Linked DNA regions of Mus musculus: region 1 is linked to region 2. Evidence: chromatin loops called from intact Hi-C (ENCODE). Cell type or tissue: gastrocnemius. All regions are shown on one strand.

Region 1 (8,000 bases), 46 kb after region 2:
ACCAATATTGCCCTTTCTATACTGTTTTTCTGAATAAAATTGACAGCACTGAATATTTAGTTTCCTTAAGCTTAAACTCTTCTTGCCTATATCCTCCTGTGGGAACATCTATCCAGTATTCTTCCTTAGAAATATAAAATGAATTATGGGAGCTGTGGCACAATGGAGCTGGGAGTATGGCTCAGACTGGACCACCAGCCACCATGCTGAGCAGGCAGCAGACCTGGATGCCTGTCCACTGCATAAACGGCCTGCAGCAGGAGCCACTACGATGTACAACTATGGGGTGGGGAGATGGGAGAGAAAGAGAAGCAGAATGGTTTGAGGAAGAGAGGCAGGCAGAACGGAAGACGCAAGCCTGGAGCACCTGATGTGAGTCCATGGTGAAGTCTTGACCCATGCTGCCACTGAGGGCCACGTCTTGGTCCGTGTTGATGGCTTGGGTTTATGTTGATGTCCAAAGGCTGTACAGAAAGGGCCCCAGCCTTTACATGTTACAGCTCCCGGAAGAGAGGAAAGCAGGCCCTGCACCTCACCCAGGCAGCAGAGTGGAGCTGACACTGATGGCAGGAGCACTGCTAAACTGGGAGAGTTGGCCATGCCATTCATCTGCTGGGCAGTGTCATGGGCAAAGGACAGATGCCCTTCATCTTCTCGTCTACCTTGCCACTGCAGCATGAGACTGGGAACACATTGGGTGAACTAGCAGAGCAGTGCTGGAGAACTCATCCTGGTGATGTGGATGTGGGAGAGCTGGCAGGATGACCAGTTCAGGTCACCCAGGTCCAGACCCAGGGCTCTGAGTTGGCCCACCGCAACATCGACCTCACTTATGAACTACTGGAATGCATAAAGAGGCCAGTCCTACATAACCAAACCAGCAGGATCTCCACGTCATAGAGTAGCAACAGGATATCTGAGAGGAATCCTCGTGAGGCTCCAGTATTATAGTATAACAGGAGCCAAGGCTCTCAAATCAGACCAATGACTCATTGCAATGCACATTCAGAAGTGAAGATGTGTGGACAAAAGAGTGTGCTGTGGAATACAATGTGACTTACTACTGCTTCCATGAAGAAATGGGCTTTTTTTGTTGTTGCTTTTTATTTTTTATTTTATTTTGGGGGGAGGTTGCAAGGGCAAGGGTAAATATGAAGAGATGGGGAAATGAGTGGGGTTGGGGTGCATGGTGTGAAATTCACACGAAAAAAATCAAGTTAAAAAAAACAAGTATTATGAGGGCAAAAGGGTCATTTATTAGCACTCCATAGTCTAAATGGAAAGGGTCTAAAATGCTTTCATTTTATGACTGCCCCATACTAAAATTTAACATATGAAGCCCCATGATAAACTTGATAAAAGCCCCATGGTCAGACTACCAGAAATGTATAGTTACATAATTACACTGTAGCTTTTTATGCATCTGTCATAATCTAGAGCGAGAAATTTGAAGCCTAACAAGGAGACTGATAAGAACATGTGGGGATGAAAGAGAAGACTGGAAGGAGACCTGGTACTCACCACTGAAGTGGGTGCCTAATCAACTAACAAAAAACAAGGTTATTAGGTGAAATGAATGTCTAAAGCATCACACAAAAATATACAGTCTATCTAAATGGTATTAAAAGGCACTCATATTTCTAAATAAGTGTACATTTATCTCTCTATAGGAAGCACTTCTTGCAACATTCACAAAGAGCTGAAATTATCATAATGCAAATGGCTATGTGATAAAATTTACATACAAAGATGTGATCTCTCTTCCTTCTCTCAATCATAACTAGAAATTAGTCTGACACTGGACTGGGTTTAGAAATATTATTACAGAGTAGCAGAATTCATTTTTGCCAATCCAAAAAAGCAAAGCAAGAGTGAGATTTTGATAAACACTTTGCACAAATATGGGATCTCCGTTGAAGCAAAGCCTACAAATGTGCCCCTGGCAACAGAGTAAGGAAACACACTGCTGATTTCTGACTCTTAGGCGCTGATAGCCCCAATCTACTGTAGACACTACTAAGCTGACTTGGTGTGGGAAGCCCTCCAGGAATAGTGTTCTTCAGATGCTACTGTAGGAGTTACCAGTAAAAGTAGGGAATAAGACTTTAAAAAAAAAAAAAATTGGGGTATCTCAGCTGTTAAAAGGGATACTATTCTTGCTACCAGAGTTCAGCACCCAGTGCCTACATCAGGCAGCTCACAACCTCCATTAACTCTAGCACCAAAGGAACTAATATAAACGCCTGTGGCTGACTGCTCGGGCACCTCTACTCACAAACACACTCACACTCACACACTCACTCACACACAAATGCATAACTAAAAAAAAAAATTTTTTTATAAGTGCGAAAGTGACCCAAAGAAAGATGTTTGTAAACTAACCAGTATGGGAGAGAAATTCAGAAAATAAATAAACATTACAAACAGCTATAATCTTAAGGGGCTACTTTTCCATTACAGGCAATGTGTCTCACGTATAGAAGAAAGTACAAAAGAAAGCTTCCTTTCCTGCTACTATGGATGATAATTATTAAATTACCTTAGGGAGAATGTAAAAGTCTACAGAAAAGAATACATTTGAAGAGATCCTGTGACACCTCAAAGAGGGTATAAATTTGAATTAAAATGTTCCTCATACCCTGCTACAACATGCTTTTCACATATATAGGAAGACATTCAGAATCGGACAGACTCCAACAGATAACATAACAAAACTTCAAATTCTAAGTAGTCCTAGATTTAGCAATCCACAATGGGCACTGCCACTTAAGTTGGACACTGATACGTAACTCCAGAGTCTCGATGTTTCTAGTCTCTCTAAAGACAGCAGAGGGAAAACTGCGGTGCAAGATAGTTTCAAATAGCATGATTAAGAATAAAAGACCTAGTTCTGCCTCCATAATATTTTGTCTAACAATCCTCCATCTCCTTTCATCAAAATCTGTACCTGTAACTGCTACACTGTTTCAAACTGATGGGAACTCTAGCCAAAGTTTGATACTAGTAAAAAACTTCTGCTGCCCTGGCTCAAATCTAAACTTTAGTTTTTAACATTTTAAAACTATTTAAAAAGTCTGTCTCCCCTAGAATTTAAAAGATGAGTCAATTACAAGCCCCTATTTCATTTTACTTAAAAAATGTATGTGTCAAATTTTAAGATCTCAAGAGTACACAAAGTCGCACACACAGCTTGAGGTTTAGACAAGTTCTCTATCCAAGCTTTAAGAATCTTCTCACCATTACTCTCATCAGTGGTTCTCAATCTTCCTAATGCAGTGTCCCTTTAATATACTTCCCTATGTTGTGATGAACCTAACCATTTAAAATTATTTTCTTGTTACCACTGGAAGGGTTTTTTACTGTTATGAATTGTAATGTAAATATTTTTAGAGATGGGAATTTGCCAAAGGGGTCATGACCCACAGGTTAATTTCCAATTTTAGGTGAACTAGTAAGATCACAAATAAAACATAAGAAACAAATAAGTTATCTAGGAAATATATAATTATCAGAGAATTTCATAAATATGATACTCATGACAAACTAAATAATCAAGTGAGCAAGATCATCATCCATTCTTAATGCTTTCCTCCTTTCTCTGTTTTTTTGTTTGTTTGTTTTTTTGTGTGTGTTTATTTCAATAGAGATCAACCCAAGGCTTTGTACATGATAAGCAAACATTCTACTTCTAAACTACACCCCATCCTGCTTTTGTGAAAATAAGAAAAGATTGTTAATACCTCTGGGTGGTAAATCCATGTCACCTGATGTTAGTCCTATCAAGTTGGGCCTTTGTGCATGGACTCTGTGTCTATACATAGGTCTGGAAGTGTTTGTTATGCTTGGGGCTTCAGGATTGTAGCCATCTGTATCGTATGTATCTGGTAACACAAAAACTGTAATTAAACAACAATTATAAAAAACCACTTGGTGACTTTTAAACATTGATAATAGAAAAAGCAAGCAATATAATTATTAATAAACAACATACAACTAATGTGTTTTAAGCATATAGTTCTATAAAAAACAAAGCAAAGCAAATAAACAAAAAACAAAGCCAATCGATGTCTTCCAAAACATCCTCGTCCTTGGGTGATTTAGTATTAATTCCTCCATTCCAGCTTTCACTGTGTCATTTTAGTGAGAATTGTTTTCCTGATTTTTAACTCACTAGGTATTTTTTAAAGCTTTGCTCTAAAACTGCATTATGAAATTCAGAGGAGGCCAAAACTGCACCTGCAGTAAAGAGAGAGGGTGGAGCAGGAGGAGGCTGGTGATGAATGCCAGTTGTTACTACAGTAGGGACAGAGCTGGTCGCAGAGTTAGGTGGCGCATCCATGCCAGACGGCTGCAAAGGAGGAAGTGGAGGAGGAGGTCCTGTCAAAACCAAAGAATAAGAAATATCATCTGAAAGCAAACAAACAAAATAAATTATTATACATTCAAACCTGATATTCTTTTATCAAGCTAAAATGTTTTCTACAAAGAACAACCTCTTAACAAGTAAGCTAGCTTTTTTATAGTAAATCTTCTTTTAAATGTATTACAAAACAGGTTTGATATGAACTAGGAAGGACTAAAGGCAGGGGCTATTATCAGGATGTATATAATTCACAGGCTCTTACAAAGCACAGTAACTAGTTTACCAAAGGCTGAAGTCATACATGATATTGCAAAAGGGGGTACACTTGGTTTCTACCAGGCATGTACCGGCCTTCTTTACAAACTGCATAAAAAGATGAGCATGAACAAAAAGACTTTAGGTGAACAAATAATGAATAGTGGGAAACAAATCTATCTTCTGACCTGTGACAGGTGGCAGACTGGGTGGTAATGGACCGGGAGGTGGCACAGGGGGTCTAAGATTCACAGGTGGCGGTGTAAGGATCGGAGGAGGTGGAGGCAGCCCGGGAGGAGGTGGTCCTTCAACAACAGGTGGCTGAGCTGGGAAAGGCAGCATGCCTGGCAGATTCACATCTTCTACAACTACTGGGTCGCTTCCATGATCAAAAGGACACATGTCTCCTCTCATACAGAACCCCTTTTCTGTAAGTAAATATCATTAGAAATAAATGCAAAAGACTCTGGAAATATAAACTATCTCTGAGCTAACAAATGATATCAAAAATAAGATTATATTTAGTATTGGGTAAAATTATAATTTACATTTTATAAGAACTCTCTTCATTCTCAATAATATAAGCTATTATCAACTAATATTCTTAACATACACAAAAAGAAAACTGAAATATGTATACTCAGTAAGTAAAATAACAAAATTCATAAAACTTTTGGCAAATATGCCTCATTATATAATACACCAATTACTAAACTATCTCATTTAATACTAAAAACCATACTGCAACTATGATTTCAGTATTAAACATATCTCTTATAGTAAATCCTTAAAGATCTTTGATTCTCTTTGAAAAATTCTTAACATGGGTCCTAAATATATTTCAATAATCACTGATTTCTAAAGAACGATTTAATCAAGAATATTTAAGTAAGCAGAGTCTTTGAAAAGTAACTTAGATGGTATTGACTCTTTTAGTCCAACAATATTATAAACACAATCTAAACTGTTAATAGCAGTGGAATTCAAAGTAATCTCTCCTTTCCAATATCATAGGTTAAACTCCTTATGAATAATTACACAATCTAAACAAATACTTTAGGATGGAACTAGTACAAAACATATGTATAAAATACATACATACAAAATAAATTAGGCAAAATTAGAAGAAACATACATCATAAAAACAGGTATGTGACTTACCATCATAATCTCTACACCGTTTCTTTGGCATTGGTGGCCTTACATAAGAGTTGTGATCCACCTGGTCTTCATGAAATTCAGACCAACTTTCGGTAGTGTTATTACCGTGATGAGTAGGAGCAATGACGGTAATGGTGCTGCTCAAAGTAGGTACAGGATAGTGGCCAGATGAAATATTAGATACTGAAGAAACTGGTGTATAATTATTTTCTAACGGATCTGTTCTATCCAGGTCATATTTAGGTTTCACCAGGTCCCTTTCTGCAATAAAATAGAAATAACTTGTAAAAATGTTTCTTAAAAGAAAAAAACAAAATCAAAACAAAACAAAAAAAAACAACAGTACAAACGTTGCACAAATATTCTCCTTTTAAAAGTTACTTCATAGCTCACTGATCAAAGTGCAGAAAGTAAGTGACTGTGAAGTGGTCGGTCTTTCTTGGGACAATTACATCACAGCCATGCTCCAAAAGATTCAAGAACATTGGAGGCAGAAAGGTTGTAGGAGTCAAAATTCAAGACTATTAAGAGCCAAAAATAAGGGATGCCTGATGAAAACTGTCCTCTGGACAGGATAAGTCCATTGCATTCATAAGACTTCTGGCCTACAAATCAAGTCAGTTACCGATATTGCAGCATAGAGAGAGAAGGAGTTGGGAGGAGACCCACCACTGCTGATTGCTACAGAAGCAGCAAGTGTTAGTTTACTTCAATAGTGTGGCCTATGTTATGTTGACTCTGCTACAGTGGATGGTGAGCTAGATTCGTGCACATATAACTTGGCTTATGTAGTGAATTCCAGGACAAACAGAGCTATATATAGTGAGACCATGTCTTGAAAATAAATAATAAAATCTTTAAAACAAAGCATTCACAGAATGCAAGAGGACCATGTCTTTAATCCCAGTACTCAGGCTAAAATGTGCAAATTTCTGGATGGTCGAGGATACCCTGGTGCATAGAGCCAGTTCTAGGACAACCACTGAGAACCTGTCTCCAAAAGAAAGAAAAAAAGACATTCTCAAAAATAATAAGAACTATAAAAGACAATAATACATCAAGCAGCACAGAAGGTTTCCCAGTAAAGACCTGCAACCACATCACAAGTGAGTAGACCACCAACCCCTGCTCCGCGTCCTGCTTCTGCTCCTCGTTCTGCTCCTATCTCTATCCCTGTCACGAAGCCTCTCTTTACTCCAGCTTCGACTTCGACTCCTGCTGTAACTGCGACTTCTCCCTCGCCTTCTGTTATACCGGTCTCTATATGAATCTCTTCGAGGAGGGTTTCGATCATAATCTCTTTTTCGAGAACGATCATCTTTTTTCCTCTCATCACGGCTTCTAAAAAATATATAACATTTATGTGAATAATGCTGAAGTAAATGTAAAAGCTCCAAGTATGTAAGTCATGTTACTATCATAATTAGAACAAAGGCAACTCCAAAACCCGAAACCTCTATGTTTACTTATACTTATTCTAAAAGCTTTTAAAAAGAAAATCGAACTTATCTCTTAATTCTTAAGTCTCATGTACAATATCTATACAACTATATATACCTACACATACATTTACACACATCTTATATTACAAATAGTCTATACACTCAACCACATTTGCATATATCACCTGTATCATACTCTGAACACTCTGAAAGCATAATGGGAAGAAAAATACTTCACTCACATTAAAGGGAAACTGCAAGCCCCCAACAACAACAAAAACAAAAACTCAAAAAACAAAGGCCTAACATTTGCCTTGTTGTTAACATATTTTTATTATTTTGTTATTATTTGAGACAGATCTTACTATATAGCCTAGACTGATCTGTAACTTGCTTTGTAGCCAAGGTTGGCCTTTAACCCAGAGACCCACTGCCTCTGCCTCCTGAGTGCTGGGATTTAAAAACGGTTGCCACCATACCCAGCCCTATTTTTATTATTATTACCATATTCTTGTTACTTGTTATCATATACTGGGTTTACTTATAAACATGTACATATATTTACTGTGCTCTAACTTACTGGAATTATATTACCCTTTTCTGATTTCAATATGGACATTCATCTCTCCCCTCCTCCCCAAACATTCCTTCTAGAGTCATTATTTGAATTGGTAACACTTTATATCTTTGTATATAAACGACATTCTCTATGATATAAAAATGTAACTTCATAAAAGTTATAAAAAAGAAAAGCCCAAAATAAAAATTTTCACTAAGAG
Region 2 (8,000 bases):
CAACCTGTTCACCTCTTGCACATTTAAAGAATTATACACAATCTTTCAAAATTGTCTTTCCTCACTAAGCGTTGCATCTGTAGATTTGTTTAGGTTGTGCCTGTATTTTTATTGTGGAGTATTATCTCATGGAGTGAAGAGTTTATAAATACTCACTGAAAGCACACCTTACTCCCAAGCTTTAACTCCTGAATAAAGCTCTGGTGAACATCTGTATACAGGCATTAGTACTAAATGTCCAGAACACTTCTCATTGATAAGATACACATTTTATTTAAGATCGTTCTCAGATTTTCCAGTATTGTGAGTTACATGTCCACAAGCAGTCTCTGCTTTGTGGCAATTCTAGAGTGTTTCACTTTCCTTACAGTAATTCTGCTATGTAGTAAACTTGAGTTGCTATCCCATGAATGCTAACTGGTGCTGAACATACCTTCTTTATATATATTCTTTAATTAAAGGCTAGTCTTTTTACCTTAGGGGGTGTGGGTGCACATTCTAATAGTGCTTTGACAAATACATTATTTGTAAATACATTCAATTCAGGATATTTTTCAAACATTTAACATGTTCTGCAAATGTTTGTAAAACAGATCAATTTATGGAGCTTTTTAAGAATCAAATCTAAGAATTTGTTTATCTCTAAACCCCAAGCTGTTATTGTTCTTTTAATTGTTCTATTGGTTCATACTTCGTTCATGTCTAAGCTCAACACCTATTTTAGTTGAACAGGGTGTAGGGTGTTTAACACACTTCTGTTCTTACTTTCCAATTTTCCCAGTACCATTTTTGTAGGACAAGATCATTTTCTCCAACTGCTTTTGTCCCTCACAAGTCAACTGGACATGTGTGCAGGTTCTGTAATCTTTCCAATCAACATGTGTCCACCCCTCCGTCATGATCATTCCCAAGACCATAATGTTGGTAAATCCAAGTTTTCAAATTGAGTGTTCTATTTAATTCCAATTGTTTCCCAAAAATTGTTCTGATTCCAGTTCCCTTGTCTTTTCACACAAGGATTATCTTTTCCCTACAAAGAATAATTCTGTGGGGATTATGCCAGGAATGGCCTGAATCTTGTACATGAGCCTAGGTCATCTAGCTGTACTTTGAATCGTCAATCCATAAACACAACATGCTCATCAGGGATGAGTCCTCTGATAAGTTATCCAATCCCAAGGGCTCTCTACCTCTCTCTGTATGTAAGTATGTGTGTACATAACAATAATTAAAAAGAACATCGTGAAATTGAGGGAGAGACTTAGAATTGCAGAGGGCAGAGATGAAAATTATGTAAATATGGCATGAAATTCTCAAAAAATTTATTAAGTTTTAAAGAGGGAAGCAAGAGTAGGAAAAATGCTGATGGGTTTTTATAAACACTTTACAAAAGTAAAGATAAAGATCCCCACTCCCCCACAACAAAAACAAAGCCATAGGCAAGAGGAGAAAAGAAAAAAAAAAAAAAAGGAAAGGGGGCTGGAGAAGATTCCATGGCATTTGCCACTCTTCCAGAGAACACAAGTTCTATTCCCAGTAGCCTCATCAGGTGGCTCACAATGCCCGTAAGTAGGAAGATCCAATGCCTCTGTGGGTACACATGGCATATTTATATCTTCTCTGCCTCTTTTTCATACACAAATTCTTATAAAAACTACTTTGAGGAGGAGATAAAGTTGGGAGGTGGCCATGATAAGAAAAGGGTCCAGAGGGACTAATAAGAATAGATATAATCAATAGAAGACAGTAAATCAAAGATTCAAAGGATATATATACATTATATAAATCTTACAAATTCAAGTTCATTAAACTAAGACTACACTTTTTAGAAAAACAATTGATGCTGAAACTGACAAAGGGTCTGTAGCAAACACACCTGTAAAATGTAGGGATGCAAATATAGTTCAAATTATCAAAGTATTGTAAAAAGCTGTAGACCTCTTCTGTCAAAAGAAACTGATATGCAGTGCAGCAACAACCAGCAGGAAGCTCCCTCATGACTAGAATCTGGAGGGAGGGATACTGTGGCAAGCTACCTAGAACCATACACAACAAAGTCCTTAAGTGGACTTTGGAAAATGAATAGTCTAACTGGGCAAAAACAATTATATTAGGTTAAGTCGATGTGATGACACATTTGTAATTTCAGCACTAAGGTTGATACAAATTCAACAACAGCCAGCCAGCCAGCTAACCAACCAACACACATTAATTTAGCACAAGTAAGATTCTGGAACCCTGACCCTTAGCAACAGGTCTGACTGCATTAATGCCTTACTGTAACAATATAAATTATATGTGCAAGTACTCTTGTAGCAGAGACGGTAAGAAGCGCCAGGTGACCATGTATGCACCTAAGAGGCTGAGGCAGAGTGATGGCTTCAGTCCATGAGTTCAAGACAAGTCTGGGCAACAGTGCGGCTAGACCAAAAATAAAGGCAATGCAAAACCAAATGGCACTTCAGAACCCACTGCTCTCTCTTGAATGTGTCCCAGGAAGAAAAAAAAGGATCCTAGATAGATGTGTGTCTTGTACACTCCTTTTCGTGAATTTTTAATAAGCTTATAAGTTGAAAAAACAAAACTGTAGTACCTATTTCCAGGCAGCTTTCAATCTAAAACAGAGCTTTCACAATACAGTTTATATATCTCGTATCTTTCTTCTTATCCTGAACATCTAACAAGGTCTCTACTCTTCCAGAGGACAAAGTGGAGGTTGTATCCCAACAAAAGAATTATTCCTGTAACTAAAATGCAATAAAGCAGGTTTCTATAAAACACTTAATAGAGGCAGTTTTTGCCCTATTACAAGTGACATGTGAAGTTTATGACAATTAGTAAGGTCAGTCATTACATAATTTTTCAAGCATCTGTTTTATTGAAATTGCTACAGCTCATACACTCTATTATAGCAATCTCATGTATAATTTTAAGCTTTTCTGTGTGATACTTCTTTAAATGAGATATAAGGAATAAAAATATTTGAACATTAAATGATTTCAAAAGTATTATGTAGTTTTATAAATTTAATTTTAAAAATATAACTTGTACCTTATCTCACTAAGCAACTTCTTCATTAAGCCCATGTTCTAAATCTCGCAATCAAGAAAGACAGGGATAGCCGGGCGGTGGTGGCGCCCTTTAATCCCAGCACTAAGGAGGCAGAGGCAGGCAGATTTCTGAGTTCGAGGTCAGCCTGTTCTACAAAGTGAGTTCCAGGACAGCCAGGGCTACACAGAAAAACCCTGTCTCAAAAAACCAAAAGAAAAAAAAAAGAGAGAGAGAGAGAGAGAGAGAGAGAGAGAGAGAGAGAGAGAGGAAGGAAGGAAGGAAGGAAGGAAGGAAGGAAGGAAGGAAGGAAGGAAGGAAGGAAGGAAGGAAGGAAGAAAAAGACAAGACAAGACACACAGACAGACTGGGATGCGGCTCAATTGCTGGTAGCCTTTCATAGCAGGCATAACCCCTGAGCTTGATGTCCAGCAACTTGTCTCCCATTGATAGATAACATAACAAGTCCTACCAAATTCTGTATCAGCCTTGGATATATACAACTATGCTGCCATCCTACTCAAAACTGCTAGCAATCGCAATTACACCCCAATAACGCACATTTAAAACATACCATGGATCAGAAAGAGAATGTAAAACAACACAAACCCTCAGTTACCCAAACCACAGTCATACAATACTACATGCTAGTTTTCCCATTTCTGGTTAAATAAAAACATTACCATCATGTAGTTACCAAGGAAAATAGGATTTTTCAAGAAAATTTCTTCCAAATAAATTACATTATAAAGTTATTTTAAACTGCTTCCTCTGGTGTTGGAAATATAGCTCAGTAGTGGGGCAGTGGCCTAGCATGTCCAAGGCCCTGCGTTTCATCTCTAGAAACACCAATACAAAACAGCCTTTTCTTTTGATAACAGAAGATCAAACCAGACTGCTACGCAGCGCATCTACTAGTTTCCTCTCTCACCGCTTCATGCTGTGTGTGTATCGGCACAGACGTCAGTAAAAACACAACTTTTTTCTAAATTAAAGTAGATTGTAAGATTTAAAAATTTTTAAATTTAGTAACAAATTTTTATTTGGCAGATGTGTACTCCTGAAAACAATATGGTTTAGAAATAGAAATTCCAAGCTGGATTTTATCACTTATTTGAATAAAAATGAGTATTTACCATATCTTTCAGTAACTGTTTAAGATCATAAAATTATTAGGAATTGCCAACTCCAAGAAAATGAAAAATCTTGGCAACTATATGTCGTGTAAAATATAGTTTCACTGAATAAGATCTAAGGTACAGAAAAAAAAAATGTGCTTACTATTGTAAAGTCAACAAGTGAATTTAATGAGTCCCAATGAAATGCAAAGAAACTATGTCTTGACCCCTAAAGCGGAGGGGGTGAGGGGTTTGCGGAGGGGAGACCGGGAAGGGGAATAACATCTGAAATGAAAACAAATAAAATGATTAATTATAATAAAAAAAACAACAAAAAACCTACATGCCCATACTTCATAAAAGATCAAATGTAAAATATATCTCTAGGTTCAGAAACTGGTATATTTAAGCAGCTGAGAATATATCACAGAGAAATAATCAGAAGGGTGTTCTGCTTGCACTATGAAACCCAAATAAAAATTACTTCATTCTAATTCATAGTTGAGGGATTAAATTGCTAAACAAGCCAAAAAAAAGTACAAATTACATAATTCAAATTTTAAACTAACTTCTCTACAATATACAATTACATGTAATTTTGAAAAAGACTAAAGAGAAATTGGCTAAAAGTCCATTCTTGTAAAGAAATACTTTTGGGTAAAATGGGAAGTTACATAATTTAAAAATACTAACAAGACTGGATATATATTTGTGTATACGTACATGTGGGTGTTTACATGTATGTAGCTGCAAATTCTAATAATTTTACTAAGCACCATTTTTATTAAGAATTTTTACTATTTAAAGACTAACCTCTACTTTGCCAGTGTTTGACAAATACAGAAGTGGATGCTCACAGTCATCCATTAGACGGAGCACAGGGTCCCCAATGAAGGAGCTAGAGAAAGGACCCAAGGAGCTGAAGGAGTTAGCAGCCCCATAGGAGGAGGAACAACATGAACTAACCAGTACCCCCAGAGCTCTCTGGGACTAAACTACCAACCAAAGAAACACATGGTGGAACCCATGGCTCTAGCTGCATATGTAGCAGAGGATGGCCTAGTCGGTCATCAGTGGGAGGAGAGGCCCTTGGTCCTGTGAAGGTTCTATGCCCCAGGGTAGGGGAATGCCAGGACCAGGAAGCAGGAGTGGGTGGGTTAGTGAGCAGGGGCAACGGGGAGAGGATAGGGCATTTTTGGAGGGAAAACCAGGAAAGGGGATAACATTTGAAATGTAAATAAAGAAAATATCTAACAAAAAAAGAAAAAAAGAAAAACTAACCTCTATATAGATCATCAAAGTTTATGCCCTTTGAGATAAAGATGTACTTTTAATCCCCAGAATTTGTCACAAGTAAACAGGTTACCATGGAGCTTTTTCTAGGTGGCAGATGCGTAGATAATAATAAAACACAAAACTATGTAATCATTGTAAGAAAATTAACTATGAAAACAAGATGCTGACTGTGGGGGAAAGAAACTACATGAGACAAGGAGGGAAAGGGTCTGTATCACCATCAGAGGAACTACTGAACACATTTAATATATACTTTCACCTTCAGACTCTATGGCAGTTACTCTTAGTCATCACTATAGTATTTTTATCCTTATCACTCAACATAGGAAGAACTTTTTGGCTACCAGACAAAAAGAAAGAGAAAATCAGAAGTATAGAAGCCGGAGAGACTAAGGTTTGCACATGCATGGGCAAAGGCACTGGGCTGATAATACATTGGAACCATGGTTGACCTTGAAGAACTCAAGTGGGAAGAGGGTAGAGCGTGAAAGAGGAAACATTTGGCTATTTCTTCACTAACAGTGTCAGAAGTCTCCACTGTGTGTGCATGGTGAATCTAAACCTTAAGCATGTAAATATAACTGTTATAAGAGATACCATAATTTTAAAACATTAACAACTGTTTTTATTAAGACTATTTTATTTTTAAATTTCAAAATATAAAAATAATAAACATGGATATTTAATAAACAACATAATTCAACTATAAATAATAGAAGTGTTGACAACCCACATAAACACATTCACTATAAACATTCTTTGCATACAAGAGTAGTTTTCTAGTTCAAGTTTTACCTTTTTCAGTTCAAGTTTTATCATCACTTTTAAAAATAAGCTGCTACAGCTTAACCAGTTACTTTTGCTCCTCTCAAAGAGCAGGGAACCCCCATGCCAACAACGCATTCATGAAATGGGATAATCATGGGCACAGGTGCTAACCACTGGAACAACCCAGTCTTCAGACAAGAAAAGACTCCTTTGGTGTTTTCAGATTCAATAACAGTTCATAGAAACTGAGTTAAAATAAATGACTTATTAAAGGAAATCTTGTGCCAGACAGTATGTTCTGAAGTATCATCACACTCAAAGCAGGTTTTGGATTCTGAGAATCAAAAGAAAGCATAGAGGAGGATGCTCTGCTGACGCTTCCCTGTGTCTCACCAACATCCACTAAGTGCTGGAATCAAATCTGGGGGCAGGACGACAAATACACAGGAATGGAAAACTAGTACAATGAGTACAATGTAATAACTCTTTTCTTTATAACTCAGCAAATATTCTGTAAATACCTGTACGAAATACTCTGCCTTCAGTTGAGGGAAGGACAGATGAGAGTTTAAAGCAAAGTAAAATTTCATAATTTTAGGACTAGAAAAGTTTTCCATTTCAAATATGAGGGGAAAACATGCTTGAGCATATCATTTTTAAATGCTACTCAAATTAATAGCCTCCCTCTTATCAAAATAAACTATTTTCTTTTGGGAGAAGCTGGGCACAAATAAGGATACAGTCATTCTGCATCATTTTCTTAAATTATTAGGTGTTCTCTAATGGGGTTGCGCTCTTACCCCAGCGCTAACAAATACCTCTTTATAATTCTGCTGCTAGCTAAAGTGTAAGCGATAGTAGATTAAAGCCTAGCAAAGACTAAACAACAGACTCAATGACACTGAAAGGTTTTATAGCACCAATGACTGTTTCCTAAGACACTTGAGGGGCCTGTATCACTTTAAAGTATTATCTTGTAAACAAGACCAAAAATATTTAGTTGATCTGTATTTTGAGCATAAATATTTATAAATTCTATTAAAAAAAACAAATATAGCATGACTAGAGCGACCAATATTGTAAAATCTAAGTATATTGAAAAATATAAAGATATATAAAAGGCTTCCATAATGCAATCATGCAGAGGTAAACTGCTCCATTCAATGACACAAAAATGATTTTGTACAGTTATGTACACGTAGCTCCATGACAAGTCTATTCAAGAAAAAATTTAAAAGAGAATCTCTAATTAGCTGATTTATAGGGACTTAAATATAACTGACCAACTGAATCTACCAACAATTAAAAAAAAAAAAGGGCAATGATCTTAAGGAGAAATCAACACGACCTTTGATTCCCAAGGGCATATTCTACGTTGGTTTGCTTTGTTTTTAATTCAAGAGCAAAGTAAAAAGCAATGGCAAGATTAGTTAAGGTGACAGTGTGTAGCATTCATCTATGAACAAATCAAAAGAGTCACTGGCAGGTATGGTCTCTTCAGACAATGTCCTTTGGCTCTAAATTAAGCAGCTATAACACTACTACTGTAAAGTCTTTTTTGAAAATAAAAAAGTATCAACTAGTCTGATTAAACATTTATGAATACTTCATGGCTCTCTGCCAATTTGTAAGAAAAAAAAAACACACACACACAAAAAGTGGGCATGTGGTGGGGCACAACCAAACAAAAATACCTTGTTGGCTATCCAAATTATTATTTAAATGATTAATTACCTAATATACATGCTTTTCCTTTAACCATGCATGTAT

What was found. A loop is a pair of places that touch in the nucleus more often than their neighbours do. Peaks named below come from ENCODE experiments on the same cell type or tissue, not always from the same donor. Only the 100,000 strongest peaks of a DNase experiment are listed, where the experiment ranks them.
Region 1: it touches region 2 in a loop (2.0-fold over the local background); 8 of 42 quality-filtered maps call a loop at or near these places.

The regions. Positions count from the first base shown.
Region 1 is chr14:105,146,513-105,154,512 of GRCm38, forward strand. It overlaps Rbm26 (RNA binding motif protein 26), which reads right to left. Exons shown (of 22, transcript NM_001368684.1): 5 at 6,903-7,120; 6 at 5,780-6,040; 7 at 4,807-5,046; 8 at 4,237-4,377; 9 at 3,741-3,881. Among named protein-coding and RNA genes, the nearest start is that of Rbm26, 27 kb to the right of the region's middle. In gastrocnemius, no CTCF peak of the experiment used is centred here; a DNase peak (open chromatin) is centred at 4,889.
Region 2 is chr14:105,100,667-105,108,666 of GRCm38, forward strand. It overlaps a transcript of Rbm26 not described here. Among named protein-coding and RNA genes, the nearest start is that of Rbm26, 73 kb to the right of the region's middle. In gastrocnemius, no CTCF peak of the experiment used is centred here; no DNase peak of the experiment used is centred here.